Linked DNA regions of Mus musculus: region 1 is linked to region 2. A link is a loop called in an ENCODE intact Hi-C map of the cell type or tissue named here. Cell type or tissue: gastrocnemius. All regions are shown on one strand. Links, peaks and the distances in the headings refer to the core of each region. The heading gives the core; the rest is flanking DNA.

Evidence for each region. A loop is a pair of places that touch in the nucleus more often than their neighbours do. Peaks named below come from ENCODE experiments on the same cell type or tissue, not always from the same donor. Only the 100,000 strongest peaks of a DNase experiment are listed, where the experiment ranks them.
Region 1: it touches region 2 in a loop (9-fold over the local background); 4 of 42 quality-filtered maps call a loop at or near these places.

Annotation. Positions count from the first base shown.
Region 1 is chr6:108,527,820-108,538,265 of GRCm38, forward strand. The region is part of intron 60 of Itpr1 (inositol 1,4,5-trisphosphate receptor 1); the gene reads left to right. It overlaps Gm44040 (a long non-coding RNA gene), which reads right to left and starts at 7,936. Exons shown (of 2, transcript XR_003956493.1): 1 at 1,344-7,936; 2 at 1-1,177. In gastrocnemius, for the core only: no CTCF peak of the experiment used is centred there; no DNase peak of the experiment used is centred there; H3K4me3 peaks cover 2,509 bases; H3K27ac peaks cover 6,629 bases.
Region 2 is chr6:108,422,071-108,432,516 of GRCm38, forward strand. It overlaps Itpr1 (inositol 1,4,5-trisphosphate receptor 1), which reads left to right. Exons shown (of 62, transcript NM_010585.5): 40 at 1,263-1,295; 41 at 9,391-9,426. Among named protein-coding and RNA genes, the nearest start is that of Gm35165, 45 kb to the right of the region's middle. In gastrocnemius, for the core only: a CTCF peak has its summit at 4,821; DNase peaks (open chromatin) are centred at 4,850 and 8,662; H3K4me3 peaks cover 2,228 bases; H3K27ac peaks cover 6,774 bases.

The DNA.
Region 1 (10,446 bases), core at 1,712-9,711, 110 kb after region 2:
TTCAATGCTCTGAGAACCTGAGCATTCATTCTGCTTCCTGTCTGTACCATGTTTGATTGGCTAAGATGTCTTGTCAGAAAGCATGAAAATCTAGAGCATTAAAGGGTTCTTAACTCTGAATGTCAGCAGTGCTGGAGAGCGGGATGTTTTGTGCTATACAAGAGGCACAGAAGAGTATTAGAGCCACTGGCCAAAAGGCAGAGCCTTTTGCCTGTGATCTTTTTAGTGGTGATTCAACTTGGTGCCACATGAATCCCTGACAGAAACTTAGCCATAGCAGTAGAGGACCTGAGTGTGGTTCAGCCTCACCACTCAGGGCTGTCAGGCTCCTAGGCACACTCAGCTGCACTGCTGTAGGTCACATGCCTGTGTTGTAACAACCATGAGCTCATGCTATGTGGCAGCTGTTACTGTCAGGAAGAGACCTCCCAAACCTCTCCTACTCACTGATTCTGGGCAGGAAACTAGGCTGTGTGGCAAGACAAGCCTTGGAGACTGCTGTCACTGCAGGTAAAGGACAGAAAGGGGACAGCCATCAGGGATGGAAGCTAAAGGCCAGCAGTGCTCACCCCTCCTAGACACTTCATGTCTTTGACAAAGGCTCTTTAGTGGCATGCGACCCTGAGGAAGGACAGCATTCGCCTGATGCTCTCCTTAGTCTGTCAGTTAAGATTCCGGAGCGTCTGCATCTGTTCAGTCACTGCTGCAGGCCATGCAGGAGACCAAGTGGGAAGCCTCCGGTGGCTACTCAGAAGGTAAAAGAGCTTTCTGGACAGCACCTTTCAGGCAGAGGCATCAGGCCTAGAATATGGGCCTCCACTCCCAAAGCTAGCGTCTGACTGGTGGTTTAGGAAGAGAGCCTACTGGCCATGGATGGGGATGATGGGGAGTTGCCTAAGTTCTGAGCATAAGACCCCTTTGCCTGCATTCACATCCCAAAGGCATATGTCCTTTATGGTAATGGCCAACCTGTATAAAAAAACGTGACAGCCAGGTATGTGGTGGCTCAGACCTGTAATGCAAGCCCTCAGGATGTGGAGACAAGATTGCAGGAGTTTGAGGACAGGCTCAATAGGTTAGCCGTATCACCTTCCCTAGTTCAGTCAAGAAATGGCCCACAGTCAAGGTAACAAGGTTCTTCCTCTCCATCGAGGACAGTTGTGCTTTTCTGCTATCCCTAGGGGGAAACAAAGGAAACTATCTTGTAGTTGAGAAATTCCCAGCCATTTGCCCACAAGTTAAATTTCACTTAAGTACAACATGACCTGCATCCTCATCTCTCTCCTTTTGGTCATCCCTTGTCTTGTTTCATCAGTTGATTTTCCCACAGAGCCCATTCCTACCCAAAGACAGGGTGTGGGGACAGAAGATCCTGGTCTGAGTGCCAGCTCTGCTCTTTCATAGGCATGTAATCCCCAGCAAGTCATAGGACATCGGTAACCCATTGACCATCTGGGACTTATACAAATTCAGGTTCATGCTACCTCACACACCCATCTGGGACTAGACAGATAAGACCCAGAGTGTGGCAGGAGGGTGTGGAGGGCAACAGCTGGTGGGCAAGCCTAAGCACAGCAGCCAGCAGACGGAAGGCCACATGGTGACAGAAGAGCCAAAGGGAGCTTCCTTGTAGTCCCATCCCTGTGGGAGGTACCTTGGCTGCCAGCTAATGGTCACCGGTCACCAAGCCATCTTGATTTTAATAGCTTCCTATGTGGAAAAAAAACAAAACAAAACAGTATCTTCCCCTTTCTCTAGTATCAGTGGTGTTTCTGTCAATTCAGAGAAATGGTCTTAGAGTTGTGGGGTTACTCTCGGTTCACTAGTAGACCTGACCTTCGGTTGCAACCCCAATGGTAAGTAGTGCTGTGACTCAGAAGTCTGGAGAAACTTGCTTTCTTCTGTTCCCTGCCCCCTATAATACATATGCAGCTTAATATATAGAAATGATGTCATCTTTGTCATAGGCAAGCTATGACTGCTGTGACCTCATATAGCCCCTGGCAGCATAGAAATAGATAGATAGATAGATAGATAGATAGATAGATAGATAGATAGATAGATAGATAGATAGATAGGGCTGCCTTTTCTCATAGGAACTCCAGTCATGGTAGTAGCCTAAGGAGTTTTGTTAATCTGGATCTCCATATGTGTTTCCACAGTTATATGCATGCCCTTTTATATAATTTCTACACCAGTGGCTTTGTTCTGTGCCCACCAAACTGAGGATTTGTGCTTGTGTAAGGTTAAGGTGATACTATTGGGTAGGAATTCACTATGAATTTTCTGCCCAGGAGGATGTAAATACTACATAAGTGGGGACATTAGAGGTAAGAGACAAAATATATGATTCCCAGAAAGATACAGTTGCCCTTTTTTCTGCTGTATTCAAGGGAGAAGACTGAATTCTTGAATGTTAGAAGCACAAAAAAAAAAAAAAAAAAAAAAAAAAAAACATTAAAAGGAAAGGTGTTTTGTTTAAAAAATGAATGATGAATTTCTTTTCCTAACTAAACACAGATTCACTTATGTATCTTGAAATTCCACCTCATAATCTTAGATACCCCCCCCCCAGAAGTGTTTCTGAGTGAACTTCATAGACAGTAGGGTGACTGGATAGAATATCCTGGGCTATTCTGAGTGCCTCTCCTCCATGGTAGCATGTGATAGACAGGTTATTTCTATCCTGCCGATGAAATGAGCCATTTCAAACCAGATTAGATCATGTACGCAGGGTTATGGGGAAGCTGCTCTCAGGTGAGTTCACCGGCCCCAAGAGGGGGAGGGGGAGGGAGGGAGAGGGAGGGAGAGAGGGAGAGGGAGAAGGAGAGAGAGAGAGAGAGAGAGAGAGAGAGAGAGAGAGAGAGAGAGAGAGAGAGAGAGAGAGAACACGAGAACAAAATATCTGGATTATATAGGAAGAACCTCTGGGGGAAAGGCAGCTCAGCTGGAAAATTCAAGGTTGCCAGCTGGGTGTGCCAAATTAGGACTGAAGGATGCTGGGAGAACCTGAAGGCCAGATCTGCTTTGATATGTAAAATACTTGTCCTGGTGCGGTAAGCCAAACATTGGGGTCACCTAGGACCCAGCAGTGGCTAAGGAGAATGTGTTTCCCCAGGTGACCTGAACAGCGGCTAGAGTACACTGGCAACAGCAGGGCTGATTGGATAGCGGTTGCCTGTCCTAGGTTATCATTAATCACCCTCCGGTGCAGCATCTCGCCCATCCTATACCTAGCAGAATATAAACACTTCACCAATGAGAACTCAGCCGGGTAAAGCAGCCTCTGCAGGGTCACACAGCTGGACCAGAGCTGCTGGGCCCCAGTTCAGCCTCAAGTGGCCCCACCCACACATCTAGGTTCCCTTGCAAGTGGGGGGGGGCAGTCTGTGCACCTGCACACAGCCCTGGGGTCAGGAGCCTGCAGCCTTTGTCATCTGGCTGCTTCATCTCCCTAGTGGTGTGGAATTAATCACTTTTTAAAAAGGCAGAAAAGGCCCCATGGGGGGGGGGGGGTAGGAAGGAGAGCCGGAAAGAGGATCTCCTGGGTAATGCTGGCTGGCTAATGCATAAATCAGCAGGCCTTGAGCTTTGTGGTTAGATGGGGTTTAATGCTCAAAGCTGTGCATAGCCAGCCTGGCTCCCAGGTGACCACCTCAAGTGCTAGAGAGTGTCCATATGACAGAAGTAGGGCAGGGAGTGTACAGCTCTGGTAAAGAATTTATCTGACATATATGATAAACACCTCTACCACCACTTACACTTGAGACACCGAAGCATAGTCCTTGGTGGCCAGATCTGGTTGGGGGAGAGAGGAGTCTAAGAGCAAGAAGGGAGAGGAGCCATCAGAACCACCAGGCGGACCAGCTTCCACACCCAGGTGACTCAGGCCCTGCGCTTCACCCAGTGACAATCAGACAGGAGAATGTCTGCTCTGACAACCCTTAAGCCCCACGCTGACTGGCTGACTCTTTCTCACCGCTGTGAACTCTTTGTTAATCCTCTCTCAGGTAGTGGAGAGTGTCTGCCCAGCAGGGGAGGGACTCTTGCTTTGCATTCTTGGTAGAGGCTTTCCTTAAGAGCCTAATGCAGTCTGTATCAGAAGCTAGGTGAGAATCTTTTTTTTTTTTTCTTCCTGAAAAGGTCTGGTCAAGGAATGTTCCAAGCAAATAAATTGTGTTAACAAAGTATACAGTACAAAAGGTCTCTGAGGGACCACGGTGAGAAAACTGGGAAGCGAGAGGAGCGCTGGCCTCAGCCTGTTTGTCTGTAGTCGATAAGAAGACACAGGAAGTAAACAGAAAGCTACTCTTAGCAAGGTTAAGAGATCAGAATGGGGAGTAAGTGCCCGCCTCTGCGTGGGTGTCACTCCCTTCTGTCTTAAAGCAGAACTGGCCCAAGTTGTGCACTTTGCTTGACCTGAAGGAGTGCCTGCACTCTGGAGTCTGCAGACAGGCAGTGTCTCCAGTGGTGTCTCCAGTGCAGGGACAGTGCTTCTTTCTGCCAAGGGTAGTCCAAGGACTGGCAGGGAGACTCTTCGTGGATAATACCTAGATAAATCAAGGTTCTGGGTGGCTGTGGAGCAAGGGCTGCCCAGCATAGGGAAATGCATCTCAAATGTCACAGCCACAGGGGAGACTCCAGGAGGGAAATGAGAATGAGAGCCCATGTGAGGTATATAACTGAGAGACACAGCCTGGCAGGATATGCAGCCAGCTCCACCCTGACCTGTCTTACCTGAGTTTTGACAGACTCCGCTTTGTCCCGGCATTGGAAATGTGACAGTGACATCCCATTGCTCCATTCAAGCATACAGTTTGGACTTTGATTCTGGAAATCAAGGGAGGATGCTAGGAGGAAGGGAGTGTCTCGATAAATTCCTGGGGCAGCGATATCAGTGTTTCGGTCCTCAGTGCCATAGCAACAACTTTGTGCCTAACCTGGGAGGCCATATGCATTGGTGAAAAGCCCTGAGCTCCTATACGGGAGGAGACAGCCTGTGCTGCCCTCTAAATACCATTCCCAGAATGCCCCCTGGAGCGAGGTTACACCACGTCCAAGTTCAAGAATATCAGGGTGAAAGAGAAGTGGAGAGGGATTTGGCCACTGCCTTCTCAGGGGCTGGAAACTGTGTGTCAGCACCATTCAGTGCACCTCCCAGCCAGCCAGCCAGCCAGCCAGGCTCTGACCCCACCCGCTGGGCTTGAGCTTGGGTTCCTGTCCGTGGCAGCTGCACAAAACATTTGCTGAGCTTATGTTTCCCCACCTAACTTCATAACATGTTCTGTCCTCTGGTGTAGAGGGGGTGGGGCCACCCCCCTCCCTTCCTGTGCACTTCATGGACACCTTTCTGGTGCTGGGATGTACTCGGCATCAGGCCTGCATTTCTGCATACAGCTCTAGCATGCTCTGCATCTTCCCCAGTCTGTATGTTACAGCCTTTCTGACAGAAAGTAGAGCCCTAAAGGATCTGAGATGCTGAAGGGGAACATGGGGAGTGGAGCCACCTGACTGGTCTTCCAGGCCGCAGAGCGTCAGGGTCACACCAACAAAGGTTGGATAGAGCCACGGAGAGAGTGTTCACCACCCAAGAGAGCACATGCTTATATGCGTATAGTAAATATTTACTTACACATCACCCAACAAGACAAAGCTAATAAACAAAAAGAAAAAATATATACCCAGCCCCCCTCCCATTTTTTTTCATCCATCACACAGTCCACTGGGCTGCCACCCATTCAGGCAACATCTGTAACTCCTTTGCCCTAACTCCTGCATTCATTCCTGATGGTTCCAAATACCAACTTTGTCTGATATAACCACTTAGTAGTATCATGTTGCTACCACAGTATACAGCCATATATACACATACTATATATATATATATATATATTTGATAAACAGGTATAAGAGATATAAAACTCAACCTGTAAAATACTCTGAAATGGACTGTCTTTATCAAGTGCACACAATGGAAATTAAAAACCTGTCTTTTTATAGTGAATGCCTGCAGGGAACATGGGGAAGGGAAAAGACTTGGGTACCACCTTTCAAAGTGGCATCAGGGGAGACTCGGGCTTGTGAATATTTAGAGAGTAGGATAGGTGATTTGGAGAGGATGGGGGAGCCTGCATGTGATATGCATTCTTCAGAGGTGGCACCATCCCTGCACACCACTCTCAGGTCAGTAGGTACAGACCAGCTCTTCAGTTCCTTGAGAACTGTGGGCAGGAAGACTGGTAGTGTGTTCCTAGCCTGCCCTCAGAATAGCTACAAAGCAATGATCCTGAACAAAGCTTATCTTGAGTTTTCTGTTCTGTCAACCCAGCTGAAAGAGCTCAGAAAGCACACCATGGCACATGAGACAGCTATTAGCTCTGTGTGTGTGTGTGTGTGTACTTGTATGTGGGTTCACGTGTGTTGAGACACGGTCTGTGTAGTCCTAGCTGGCCTTGAACTCATAAATATCTTCCTGTCTCTGCCTCCCAAGTGCATATGCCACCACACCTAGCTCTGTGTCTGTGTCTGTTCAAAGGTGAATGAACGGAAGGACTTTCTGCTGGTTGGGGGAAAAGATTTTAGAACCTTGGTTATCAGATTAGGCATCAAAGCAAAGAAGAAAGCACTGGATTCAGTCAACCATGTCAACGTTAAAAACTTACAGACTCTAGAAAGAATCAAAACTGCTGAAAATTGTCACGGTCTCCATCTCCAACTCCAGGAATGTTCTGGTCAGCCCTTAGCTGGTGAAAACTGCAAGGGAAGCCGCCTTAGCAGCAGGTCAGAAGCCAGCTTGGATGCTGGATTCCAGAAAAGTGTGACTTTTGCCAGATTGTCTCTTATTAACAGTCTCAAAGGGGGCCAGTCCTGCCTTGCCTGGCACAGGCTGCTGGCCTACCTCCTTCTCCTCCCTGACCTCTGGTTTGCTCAACGTGGCAGCCTCGGGTGCCCAGGACCCAGGCAAGTCACTCCCAGTGCTGAACTCTGCCTTCTCACAGTCGCTATGGGTGCCCAGGGAACACTCCACCTGTGGCCCCAGACTGACTTGAAAGGGTGATTCTGCAGCTGGCCGTGGATGGGAATTTCATCAGAACTGGGTGCGGTTCTCTCTGCTGGCACGAGCTGGTCTTTGTTGTGCTGTATCATCCAAGAACAACTATTAACTAAGTCTAGGAACGGTAACAGGTCATCACAGCCCAGCTGGAGATTATATAATGTGCCTGTTTCAGTCATGTCATTCCGAGCACACAAACGGCCAGACTCCCACCTCAACTTGTAAGCAGCATGGACAAACCTCTGGTCAAAGAGAAAAACAGAGGCTCCAAAACCTTATCGCACAAAAAGAAAGTAATTTAGGTAGGAGTCTTGATATCTAGATTACAGCATTGCCTCCATGTGAGCTATGTGACCTTGAGCAAATGACTTTTTATTGATTTATAATGCTTTTATACAATTACCATCCATTTTAGGGGACACATTCACAGCTACTTGATCCTTATTGTCACCAAGTGCAATAGCTAGTAAGCTCTTGAGAGAGAGAGAGACAGAGACAGGGAGAGAGACAGAGAGGCAGAGACAGAGAGACAGAGAGAAGAAAGGAAATCCTGAGCTAAATGAGCTGACTCACTCTGTCCTGTGTGGATAGAGAAAGTCACACCTCTAACTCTGCCTAGCTTTTGATCCAGGCCTTTGCTCTTTCTACTGTCACAAATCTGTGGTAGACGTGTATAGAAGTGGTGAAAAAGCAACATCTGTGGTTTAGGTTGACTGGATTCTCATTGGTAGCTTCTTTGAGGTAGCAATGAAATTCCAGGTAGAAGATATCTCTCTCGCTCTCTCGCTCTCTCTCTCTCTCTCTCTCGTTAAATTTTTCTCAACAATTTTAGGTTTATAGAGAAATGGAGCAGGAAGCACATTTTCCCATGTATCGAGTCTCACCTCCTCCCTTTCCTGTCTTTCCTTCCTTCTTCCTTCTCTGCAGTTAACCCAATTAAAAGTGTGCATTCCTGAGGATATAGCTATAACTATGTACAGAGAGATCAGCAGCAGCACACACACAGATCCTGTGACGCTGTTGTGAAAGTCATAGTTTGTGTTGGGAGGACTGCTCTTGCTGTTTGAGACGCATCCAGTGTTTTCTGACAGGCATGTGGTTTGGAATTACGGAATCACACAGGCTAGCTTCACTGCCCTAAAACCTCTGGACCTCGTGTGCCTCTCCCTCAGAGCCTGTGGCATCCACTGAGTTTACCAAGTTGGAATATACTTTCCAGGGGGGTTTAATGTATAAATGTGAAAGTCATGGAGCATAAAGAACAAATGCACTTTAAAGAATACTTTACTTTCTTCTTCAGCGTAAATGACCCAGCCTTGCTCACCAAAGAGACAATTGATTCCAAGTCTGCTGGGTACCCTACATGTCCTCTTTGTCAAAATAAGTGTTATGTTCCGTCTCCCTCCGCCCTCTAAGCATTCTGCGGAGTTGAAGACTGAACTCCAGTGTGTTTCTGGCCTCTCGGTTTCTAGTGAGCCAAAAGACACAGAGTTGCAGCTACCATCTGAGCTGAAGATAGTCTTGACTTCTAGAATCTTCCGAAAGGGATTACTTGGGGGCAAAGCAAGAGTTCCATTTTCTAGATCTTGCCTTCTCTTCCATGACCCATCTGTTTTACCCTTCACCCAACTCCCAAGTCCTCATGTTCTCATGAGACTTTCTATAGAAGAACAAAGGGTTTGGTAAGTAACCTGCTCTACCACATGCCTGTCAGAAAACACTGGATGCGTCTCAAACAGCAAGAGCAGTCCTCCCAACACAAACTATGACTTTCACAACAGCGTCACAGGATCTGTGGTCTGCTGCTGCTGCTCTCTCTGTACACAGCTATAGCTATATCCTCAGGAATGCACACTTTCAATTGGGTTAACTGCAGAGAGGGAAGGGCTCCCTCTCAGGAGGCCATGGGTTCTCTGGAGTCTTTCTCAGAACAGCTCCTCCACTTGAACCTGGGAAGAAAAAAACACCTGCCTCTCAGCATTGGCAACCCCTGCCTCTGCTCTCCCTCTCCCTGGCTCTGCTCCCAGCCCCCCTCCCAGCCTTCCCCTCCACACATACACACATACACACACTCTCCCTCTTTCCAGTCAAGGATGTGTTGAAGTGGCTGGTCAGTGCCACCCCCGTGTCTAAAACTTGAGTGTTTGCCTTTGTAGGGACTTTTCCAACCTTACCTAGAAAAGAACTAACCAGAACTTCAGCACTTGTGGTTAGCCTGCTTCCGGCTGTGGCTTCAGTTAGTCTGTGTGCTCTGACAGAGGAAGTATTTGCAACGATGGGAAGTGCATGACTGGATTGTGGGAGGACCCGGGCAGACGGTGCCTCATAGCATTGGCATGTGAGATGCCAGCAGCAAGCTGACTGAGGAAGGCGAAGAGGGATAGCAGACCCAGAGTGGCAGATGCCATGTGATACCCACCCCCCCACACACACACACACACAACCACACACATTCCCCACAGTGTAAACTCACTTAGAAACAGGATGTCATGGTCAAGGATGGCTTTTCCAAAAATGCAAGCCAGTGGCACGCTTTTGATCCTGAGTAGACTTTAGGGCAAGAGTCTGCAAATATGGCTAGATGCATGGGTGACAGAACTTGTGGATAACAAGCTAGTAATGGCATTAAAAGCCCAAGGCTTCACATACACACACACACACACACACCTTCACTGCATTGCAGTATTCTGAACATTTTCTTTTCAGATTGATTCCCCATGTAGATTGGAACCCTCTTGATGAAGAACCCCAGCCAGCAGGAGCTTATCCATCTTATTGAGCCACATGCAAAAACCAGCTGGAAATGGAGAGAAGAGTTTGGCTAGAATTACTAATTAATTTTAACTACTTCGTAATTGGAGATTTGACCTAACAGGCAGGTGATTCATTAAAATACTGGCGATACCAAAGTTCTCACATTTAAGGATCTGTTATTTCAGCACAGAGCTTAGATTCTGTCCCAGGAAGCTTGTCTTCTATGCATTAGGATTTTAATGGGGTTCCTCCTATCCCAGTTTCACATTTTGAACTTACAGAGGCAGTGAAGGGGTCATAGCCCAGAAAGCCTCTTTCCTACCTTTTCATGGAAGAACTCCGAAGAAATAGAGAATGAAGGATTATCCCAGGGTTAGAACACATGGCCTTTGATTGTTGTGGATGCTACTTGTTTGAAAGTTTGGTCCACAGCACTCTTTCAGTTTGCTATGGTTTAAAGATCCATTGTGTCTGTGGATGTTTATGGACTCCTTGAACATTGCCTTCATATCCCAGAGTCACAGGTACCCCTGTATAGAGCAGGGGGAAAAAACTAGAAAGAGTGAAGTTGAGTCAAGGACTCTTGTGTGGAAGAAGTGTGTGTGTTTTACATGTGTTCAAAGACCTTCCTGGAGTCA
Region 2 (10,446 bases), core at 1,435-9,434:
GTATGAAGCTCCTCATATCCTTGTATCTGCTTCTTCAAAGAGGTCAAACTTCAGAATGATACCAGGACTCTAAACACACTGCCTATGAAATGCCCACTACAGTTTGCTTTCAATCCATATTAAAAGTCACCCATAGCTAAGAAAACAGTTAACATCCCTCTAGCTAAGAATTGTAAAGATTGTTCTGCATCTCTAACTCATAGGGAAATCTTCTGCCCCTTGATCCTCTTTGAAAATAACAAGCGGCACAGTTATCTTAATGCGTTCTGGCCTCTCTCGGGTCGGTTTTTATTAGGCTGACCTAGGTTTATGTTCTTGGTCAGAGAGCTTTGGAGGAGAATCAGAGGCCGGGAACTAATGGAAAAGGATATGTCGGCATCTAACATTCCACTCCCCATTCTCAATAAGCCCTGCGTTAGTTCCAGAGAGAGCCAACCTCGGGCAACGCCAGAGGTTTTATTTATTAAAATTGTCAATTATCTGCTAATCATGGAAGCTCCTGGATGGGTAGAGGTTTGGCCTTTCTGGCAACTAGCATTTCTGACAAGACTCTTCACTTCTCAGAGGAAATGTAACTGAACTACACATCAGCTAGCTATTCTTAACCCAGTGTGCCTGAGATAGCTCTCTTGTGAGGGTTGGTTTTGTTTGGTTTTAAATTCTCATTGAGTTGATGCTAGTGCACCCATGTTAGTAATCCAACTGGGGCAAATGTCAACTCTTGTTCATCAATGATCCCAGGTTTTGAGATATGTTAGTCTCTGCCTCCTGAAGGTAATCCCAGATCTGACTGAGCCCAGCTGTGGTTTGGGCTCCTGACCCTCCATAAATGAGTTGAGTACTCTAGTCTCCTGTCCCTTCCTATCTAATTCTGAAAAGCATACCCTAGGGACTCAGCTCCCGATCCCACTCCATTCAAGTTTTCTCGTTTTATAAGCAGGTACCAGGCTGTCTTGATGCTTGGATGATGGACTGGTGAGCTTTGTTGCTCAGTGTGTGACACATACTGTGGCACATGAAGCATGGCACATATGGTATATTCTATTCCAGAGCAGATGTCATTCCAAGCTGTGGCAGTGTCCTCAGTACGTAAACTCCTTCCAATGGCCACTGCCTATCAGCAATGACTATCAGTGACTATCACTGACTATCAGTGTCATGGTTGAACAGAGCCATACAGTTGCAACTTTCTAACATTTACACTCTTGTGTTTCCCTTCCTAACAAATCTTTTTTTTTCTCCCCTCCTTTCTTCTTTTCCAGCAAATTTCCATTGATGAATCGGAAAATGCCGAGGTCCTAACTTTGTTGGTTTCTTTGTTTTTAATGTCCCACGGTGGTGTCTCCATGACCCCCTTCTAGTTAACCTTGTACCGTGTTCTCTGGTCTATGCGTCTAGCGTCTGACTCTGTGTAGTGTGCCTTCTGGGGTGAGCAGGGCCGGTCCTGTCTGTATTAGCAGTTCTCTCCAGAGTGTTTATCATTTGTCCTTGAATATTCCATCATTCTCCAGAGAGTTTGTAAGCTGTAATGAGGTTTCAGTCGTTCCCTCATCTCAACTGAGTCTCTGGTTAACTCTGGTCACTAACTTATGCCTGAAGCGGCTGACGTTAACATAAAGGAATTTTGCTTGGTGTTGAGTATCTGACCCAAAGAGAAAGAATAGATTGACATTGTTGAGAAGTTGTTAAAACGTAGCAACAACCCATCAAGCCCACTACTCTCTTGTCCGTTCTCTGTGTTGTCGATCCTTCCGTGTTTGGGGTCACAGGTATTTTCACAAGGCAATGTCAATCGCAAAGTGCTAGATGAGACCTTCCACCCCTGATATTAGGAAACCCCGACAGCCATGGGTTGGTTCCCTTCTGGAAGAACTGCCTGTAGATGCAAAAATGAAGATATCACCCTGTGGTTCCTATACTGACCTGTCACATTGTAGTTACAGTAACGTCCTGGAAACTGACTGATCCATGAGTAGATCTCACACTGGAGATTTGTTTTCTGCCTCTTGTTTGTTCTGTGCATTTTACTACAGCCCTCATGATTTTAGGCTGTGGTAGATACTTGGTAAGGAGTACCAGCAAAAAAATTGATTTTTTTTTGGGGGGGGGAAGAGGATATTCACACATGTACACATTAATGGTTTTATTGGCTGATGAGTAGAGTGCACTGGGATAGGATTTTATCTGATTTTTTTTTTTTTTTTGGAATGAAACTCCCAGGATGGGCATGCTATCCAGTATCTTTTCACTTTAGTTTAATACACTCATAGTTGAAAAACCTTAATAAATGGCTTAATTATACCTAAGAAAAGTTCAGCTGCACCACAGATTTGCAACCTGAAGCAACACACACGGTTATGAATGTGGACTAGCTGTCTCAGGAACGGCATTCAGAGAGGTAAATGGCCGCTCTTTGCCCACACAACTATAGAGTTAGGTCTTACATGTGGCTAGTTTAGTTTCATACAGGTCTATAAGGTGAATTCTATATAAAAACATTTGCCCTTATTTTAATCAGACACAGCAGGTCTATACTTTAATTAGATGTGTTTCCTAGGATGGTAGAAGGGTGAAGAAGGGGAGGACCCCTGCAGCTTCATTAATTACTTTTAGCACAGTCATTTTCCCTTATTTCATATGTAGCTTTCCCATTTTTGAATTATTTCTATGCTAGAATGTCCTGGACTGAACTTAGTATGCTGACACCCTTCAATACTCTTGTTTCTTCCTTGAGTTATAAATGCCTCCCTATAAACTTCTCCCCCTGGGCTATTGAGGTTGAATTTCTATTTGCTTAAGTACAGATTAAGTCAGGGAAAGGAACCCCCCCCCCTCCACTGTGGTCTGTGTAGCATTATTAATACACTGTTTGCACCATAGTAAATCAGTTGATGTGTTTGCTTGCTCAGGATACTACTTGGTTCTCCTGGCTGGGAGTTTATTGCTTGCTTATGGAAAGATTCCACAGTTGGAGCAGGTGTGTTTATAATTATACTCTAGGAAATAGAATACTGTCTGTTTATAAAAGAAGAATGTTCTGGCAGGCGCTTAGATTCTTTGAAAATTCCCTGAGGAAGCAACTGTGGCTCCCCTCTGCGTAGTTACCCCTGGCAACCGTCAGAACCCAGGGACACCAACACCCTGTCCCTGGTCCCTCAGGCTATTGGCTCTGGCCCTCTTCTCAGAGGTGACTGATTGGCCTTTATTATCAGCCCATTCTGGAAACTATCACAGCTCCCTGTGGTACAATCCCCCCCCGCCCCCCCCCCGCAACCTTCTACCAGTGTGTTCTTGGGGAAGCTGTAGTCCACAGCTGTGCTTCTACAGAAGTTTAATGAGAGCTCCTGACAGCAAAGGATCTGGGTAGGGACGAGCCTCACACCTAACACTGAAGGCTTCTGTCCCGAGTGATCATGGTGGTGGCAGTGGGGCAAATAGTAAGCATGCATGGTCCCTCCAATTTCTCATTGCGGAAGAGCCACTGCCTTTTGATGACGATAAGGACAGTTGAGTATCTCGGGGAATAGATGGCTGCAAACAACTTGGGAGAGAGGGAAAGACCTCCTGCATGAACATCAGGACTTTGGGCAAGACGCTAAAGTAAGGGTAGAGGCACAAACTTCTCATAAAGAGCATGCATGTACAGGCTCTTCCCAGCTGCCCTCTAGAATAAAATTTTAATTGACACCAGGAACAGGAGGGTGTCGGTGTTTGTGTTTGCTTCTTGGCAAGAGAGGCAGTCTCTATCTTTACCCCGACTTGATCTTGTTCACTGGAGATAGGAGAAACAAACTAGGGGTGGATGCGGGGGTGAGGGTGGGGTGGGGATAGAAAAACTACCTGCACTGTGTGTGTGAAGCTTCATGGATTGCTACATTTGTGTGCTTGGGACTATACATCCCCCCAAAATCTTGGACTGATGACAAAGGCCAGTCAGTTATCAGAAGGGCCAGGGCCACAGAGTATTGGTATCCTATGGTTCTGACAGTTGCCAGGGGTAACTATACAGAGGGAGCCGCAGATAAAGATCAAGATACAGAAAGCTCCCTCACTGGCCATAAATGGACATCAGCTGATGTTAAAGATCCTGATTTCTATCACTGGAAGCATCTGTTAGGTTCCAGGTACTATGTTAAGGGTTTGATACAATGTGCCTCCAAAAACATAGTATCTGCCGTGCTGGAGACTCTGCTAGAGACCATACAAATTAATGGAAAAGTTACCCCAGCCTGTCATGCAGCATGATAGAAATACATGGAATTGTGGGGAAATGTTATCTGGGGCTTTCTCGATATGTCAGAAGGGCAAGTAGTCACTTCAGAGGTCAGGCAAGAATGCAGTGGGGAACCTCAAGGCAGGACCTACTTTTCTAAACTAGGAAGTGCCATGCCTTTTAAGAACATACTTGGGGTTTAGGCAGCAGTAGTGGATGATGGGGTGGGCCATCTAGGTTTCCTCATTTTTGTCCTTGATACTAAGTTGTGTGTTTTAAAAGTGTGTGCTGTAGTTCAACAGACATGCCCATTCCTCTTCACTTAATATGACATCCTCACTGAATTACTGTCACCCTGGTGACAGCAGGCAACTGCAACTTTGCTTTCCTGTATTGAAAAAAAAAAACAAAACAACACAACAGATATCCTTGTCACCCAGAGTAGCTGTAGCCTGATTTTATTTATTGTGACCTAAACTTCTCTCCCCTACAAGCTAGTGATGCCACAGACAAAAATGTCTGTAATATTCAGGATGTGAAGGGTGGGAGTGGGGGTAGGGGTGCAGACAGCCGCTTAGGAATTGCTAGTTTTCACCTTCAGGGGGCGCGCTCATGACGTCCGACCCGGTGGAGGCGTCCTACTTTCTTACATTGCTGCAAACTGCTGAGTTGGGAACCTGCCAACCCTCAGGCAGCCGTTACATAAGCCCTTTCTTTTTTTCCTGGAATTTAAGCTCACTGCTGATGTGCGACCTTCAGCAGTAATTGCCAATAAGTGCAGCAGGACTGTTTACTGTTAGACACTGGCAACCACAGAGCAAGCTCTGCTGTCAGCACACAGAAGCCACTGCGGAGTCTGCTGAGGGCCTTTTCAAATCTTTGGACTCTCTTTGTTATTGTTTCTGAGATTATTCCAGAATGACTGAAGTTGTGTAGTTGCGTCATGCCAGTTTGCATTTTTTAACTAACGGACCACACTACTGAGTTCTGATGAATCCTCTCTGTAAGATATGCATCAAAGTTCATGGGTGGAGCCATTTAATTTTTAACTTATCCTTATTTCTAAAAGCAAATGCAGTTAAAATGAGAATTGTATTTGTAGATGTGAATATTTAAAATTGTCCATTTAAATTCAGAAAAAAAAAAAACCTTCCATCTTTGGTTTGGGTTTTTTTTTTTAAAGATTTCTTTTCTCTCAATGAAGAGGTTTCAAAGTCTGATAAAAGATGGACCCTGACTTGCTAGCCCATTCACTCTTGTTTTGTTTCCTTTTCCCAGGGTTATAAGTAGATTGAGAAGCAACGGAGTGCTGATTTAGGGAACCAGAAATGATAAATTATTTTTGATGTACTGATATATGAGCCTATCATACATGTCTTGACTTGTGTCCAACTACTGCCAAGATGGTCCATAAGTGGACATTATATTGAAGAGAAAATGGTGGATGCTCAGAGGCCAGAGAGGGATTCCGGTTAAGGGCAGAAGAAAGCAAAGCCTATTCACAGCCATACTGTGTGCTGGTCCTATAATAGACTCATATAAAAGGGCTGGATAGAGAGAGAGAGACGGGGTCGGGAGGGTTGCTGACTCGAAAGCACCAGGAGTAACCTAGGACATATATAGGTATCTTTTCTTTAAGAAGTTCAAAGAGTGATAACAGATGTGCATCCCTCCATAAGAAATAGGGTGCCTTGTTTATATGAAGCAAGCCCACAGGCATCTTCTATGCACATATCACGTTACTTGGTTGACATCACAGTTATAATACCTTGATTATTGGCCTCATCCAACAAGGACATTGAGGGCTCAGAAACTTGAGTTACTGTTTAAGTTATTCTTAAATGTTTGTTACTCATTTGGATCTTTGTTTCTACGAAATTATGTTTTGCTGAACATCTTTGAGAGTTCTGGGGAAACTTTTAATCAAAGGGGCAATATGATGAAGCAGTCTGGGGCAGTACTCAGTTTTCAGATTCATAACTAGACGTGTTCATCATCCACCGACCAGCTGTGATTAGAGATGTCAGCAGCATGTATGATGAGGGAGAAATAAGACCTAGAATATATAGATCTTAAAATGTTATTACTTAAAATGTTCACTGGAACATCACCATTCAAGTAAAGTAAATAATAATAATAATAATAACAACAAACAACTACTACTTCTGAGGAACTAAATTTATTTATCAAAGCCTACTCTTCACTTATATTGGCATCATATCTTCTATTTACATAGCTATTCTTGGGACATGCATACTTTGCTTTTATGCTTATCAGAATTGCAGCTTACTTCCTTAAAAGCAGCTTATCCCCTAAGAAACCGTGACTTCCTTCACTGGGGAAGGAAGTGCTGATGGAGATGAAGAAGGTGTAGGATGTTGCTTGGTGTTCTAATTATATCCTCATTTGGCCAGGTCTCTGCCATGTCCAAAATCAAGTAGAACTTGGCCGTTAGATGCTTAAAAGTAAAGTTTACTGTCAGTAGACCTTTCGTTATTTGATATGTCAGCTGGACGGAATCACGATAATGCTCCAGTTTCTGCGGACACGTGAGGAGGTGGAAGCCCAAAGCGGTACTCTGGTGACCAAAAAGGCTTCCCAGAGGGCCTCGTCACATGGCGCCAGCCAGTGCTCTCACTTGTCCATGGTAATCCACCAGTAAAAACATGCTAAAACTTGTCCTTCTAAATACTAATTCATGAGGCCTCAAAGCAGCCTCTAGGGTCCAAAAAAGGCTTCATAGGACTTTCAGGGAAAAACTAAAAAAAAAAAAAAAGCTAATTGGCTTATATTTCATTTTAACAATCAGACTTTAAACCAAGCACAGTAGTCATCTAGGGAGGAAATACAGGGTGAAGTTCGGTGGGAGAAACATGGAAAACATGGGATCTCACATTAAGAAATAAAGACTGCACATCTGATGGCGTCTGCAGAATCGAACGTGCTTCTCTGGGCAAAGAGAGCTGAGGCAGAGTGGAGAATTAAACAAATGAACAGAGCACGACACACCAGTTCCGGCTCTGTCTTCTTCCTTTCCCTTAGCTTTGGTGTTGGCAAGGGACTGACGATAGCTGCTTGGGTTCCTGCAGGAAATCCCTGCCTGTAATCCTTCTGTTGTTATCCTATAGAATGCACCTGACGGACATGCCCGTGGAGCCTGGCCAACACACATGGTAGAAGGCATGACGTTCATCTCTGTCTCTGGCCGCTCTAGCACATGTGAGCACGTGTGGGCAGGTGCTCTCACTCAGCTCTGATGGGCCCATTTTGTACCGAGGACAGAAAGCAACACTGTTCACATGATGGGGGGTAGGGGGGTGTTTTCTTCTCTTTTGTTTTTGTTTTTAGCCTAAAGCAGGAGGCAGACAGACAGTAAGAGGATCATGTTGTTATGTTGACCGTTTTGACAGTCCACACACCTCAGCTCTGATTTTTTTTTTCCTTGCTGTGCTTTGCACTGACTTTGTCTCCCCGGATGAGGTGGCATTGGATTCCACGTGACAGGTGCTCTATCTGGGCCCGACTAAGCAGCCCCCTGAAAGTTCCTATCTACTCTCCGTAAAACAGTTTGCTCCCATTGCTCTTGCATTTTACCTGCTGGGATGTAAAAGAAAGACAATTTTTTAAATTGCACGACAACAGCTTTATTACGGGAATTTTGGCCGCTGTGGTGATCTGATTACTAACGTGGTTGCCTTGCGAGGCCCTGGAGCTCAGCACCCACCCCAGGTCTCACAGGGTCAGTCTTCAGGGCTGGCTTGTCACTGCACAGCCACCTTCTGGCTTAAGGAGAGGTGCACAGTGCACAGTGTCAGAGAGCAAGCAGGGGCCAAGGTCGTATGGTTACAGCATGAGCCCTGGCTTCATTCCTTGGCTCCAGCCTGTACCTTGCACCACTCAGCCATGCTGCCGGAGCGTGACTTGGGTCCAGGGCATCCCACATAGGATCTGATAGGTATGTCTGACATTGGTTCCCTGGTTCACGCACGTGTCCTTTGGCCAGGCTCGTGGCACTATCTTCATATGGAGCAGGAGACTTTTCTAGCCACACCCTTTTTGAACTATCCATTTATATACACACAGAGAGAGATAGAGACAGAGTTAGAGTTAGTTCATGTGTATCTTTTGCGTCTATCTTCCTCCATAGGGAAGAGATTTTGAAATAGTTTGGGGTGTTTACATGGTATGGCAGGAATGGCCCCAGGAAATGTACCTGTGACACCCCTAGGGGAACCATAAGGTTAAAGCTATCATGCTCAAAATGCAGAAAATCCTCTTGTCTCAGAGGTTGTAAAAGAGGATATGACATTCAGGAAGCCTCAAGCAAAGCCATCCACTGCAGGATGGGACATGGAGTGGCAGGGACAGGAGAGAACGTAAATCCGTAGGCAGTTTTGGTCCCAGGGGAGTGGCAGTGAGGAGCCTTGCCAAGCCTGAGCAGTGATGCTCTCTGTCCCTTTGGACCATCGCTGTGCCTCTCGAAAGTTCTGTTCCTGTCACAGTACAACGACCCTTCTCATTGCCCAGCAAGACCCCCATAACCAGCAGCTCTCCTTGGTGCTGAGTTAGCCCTTCAGTTTCCGTACCGCTGTAACGCACTACCTGGCTAAAGCAGCTTAAGGTGGACAAGGGTCATCTGGGCGCACAGTTGACACCCACCGTTGCTCAGAAGATACTGGTTCTAGCTACGGTAGATGCTCTCCAGGTCTCATTGTACCACGAATCAGAAGCAGCAGCGATGAGTGCTGGTGTTTAGCTGATTCTTCCTCTCCCTATTTACTCAGTATGAGATGGTTCCACTCAGAACTAGGGCAGGTCTTCTCAGGTAAACCTGAAAGTGCCTTCCCAGACACCCAGAAGTATATCTCCTGGGCGATCTGCAGTCTAGTCATTTTGATGGTAAAAAATTATAATCATCACAGTGATATTATTCTGTTTTCTAACTTTAAACCTGTATCTTTGATCAGTCATCTTTCCCACCACATTCCATTTACTTTAAACATCAAGTGATTGGTCCTGTCAACAGCCCAGTCCCATGTAACGGGTGATTCAGTGAAATCGCCTGTCTGTGACCTTCCTCTCTGTGTTTTTGTCCTTCAGTGTTGGTCTGCAGACTTCTCTGTGGTCTATAAAATGCAAATGCCATGACTAACATGCTTCGTTTTACTCCCAACTAGCTGCCACAGGCACCGGAAGCTGAGAACTCCACAGAGGTGTGTTGCCCACCTGCATTTGCAAATATAGCAAATCTGGGTGCTTCTGAGTTGTCCCAGTCCAGTGTGCGCATTGTCTTGACGAGCCGTCCGTTCGGGCGTTGGGCAGGGGAGGGAAGACTGTAGCAGGCTGGGGACTGATCTGCTGCTGCTTTGGGGGTAGAAAGTCCTCTGACAGTGGAGCCAGACTAGGTAAACTCCAGTGAGAGGATGCACCATTGGAGGGCTTCACTCTTAACCCTTTTCAGTCTGGACCTGAGAAAATCTGGAGTGTTAAGATCATTTCTGCTGTTGTACGGAACTGACTTCAGATCCTGTGCAAAGATCACACACTTTTGAAAATCTAGACAAGAATCTCTAGTTTTCATAGAAACCACCAAGAAAGTTGCACAAGGCAGTGTTTTCTGCTCCATCCTTCACAGTCACCGGCTACGCTGGCTAAATGAAGGACCAGAATCGATTCAAGTGAGTAAGATCAGAGAAACTGTTAGGGCAGGCGTGTTTCCAGGTGTGAAAGCTTGCTGTCAGAAACTGTGGTAGATTGCAGGAGTTCAGGCTGAAATGAAAGGTACTTTGTTGGAGAGAAGTTGATCGGAAGTGAGAAAAATCAAACACAAACGATAGAGCCCCTGGGGTGCAACGGGGATGTTTTCCCGGGGTCAGCCTGTCATATTCTAATCAGAGCTCACCACTAGCAGTTTTGATTAGAATCCCCATCTACTGGTGGCTTAGGGAGAGCTGTGGTCTCCTGTACGTGTCTGATCCATGCTGTATGTTTCAATGTCCTTACGCATGTGCTGTTCAGTACTGCATGTATGAAATCATAAGGAGCTGCCCGGTTGAGTCTTGCTTTACAGCCCCTTTTGGGTTAATATAACAGCATATCCTATAGAATTACCATTCGTTATCTTTGAAAAAACAATTGGCCCAAAAGCTCACTTGAAACAGTGTTGTGGGAGGTAGGATCGGGATGACGGTTAAGTAGAATCTAAAGTATTCATACCTTGGGAGAGAAACCAC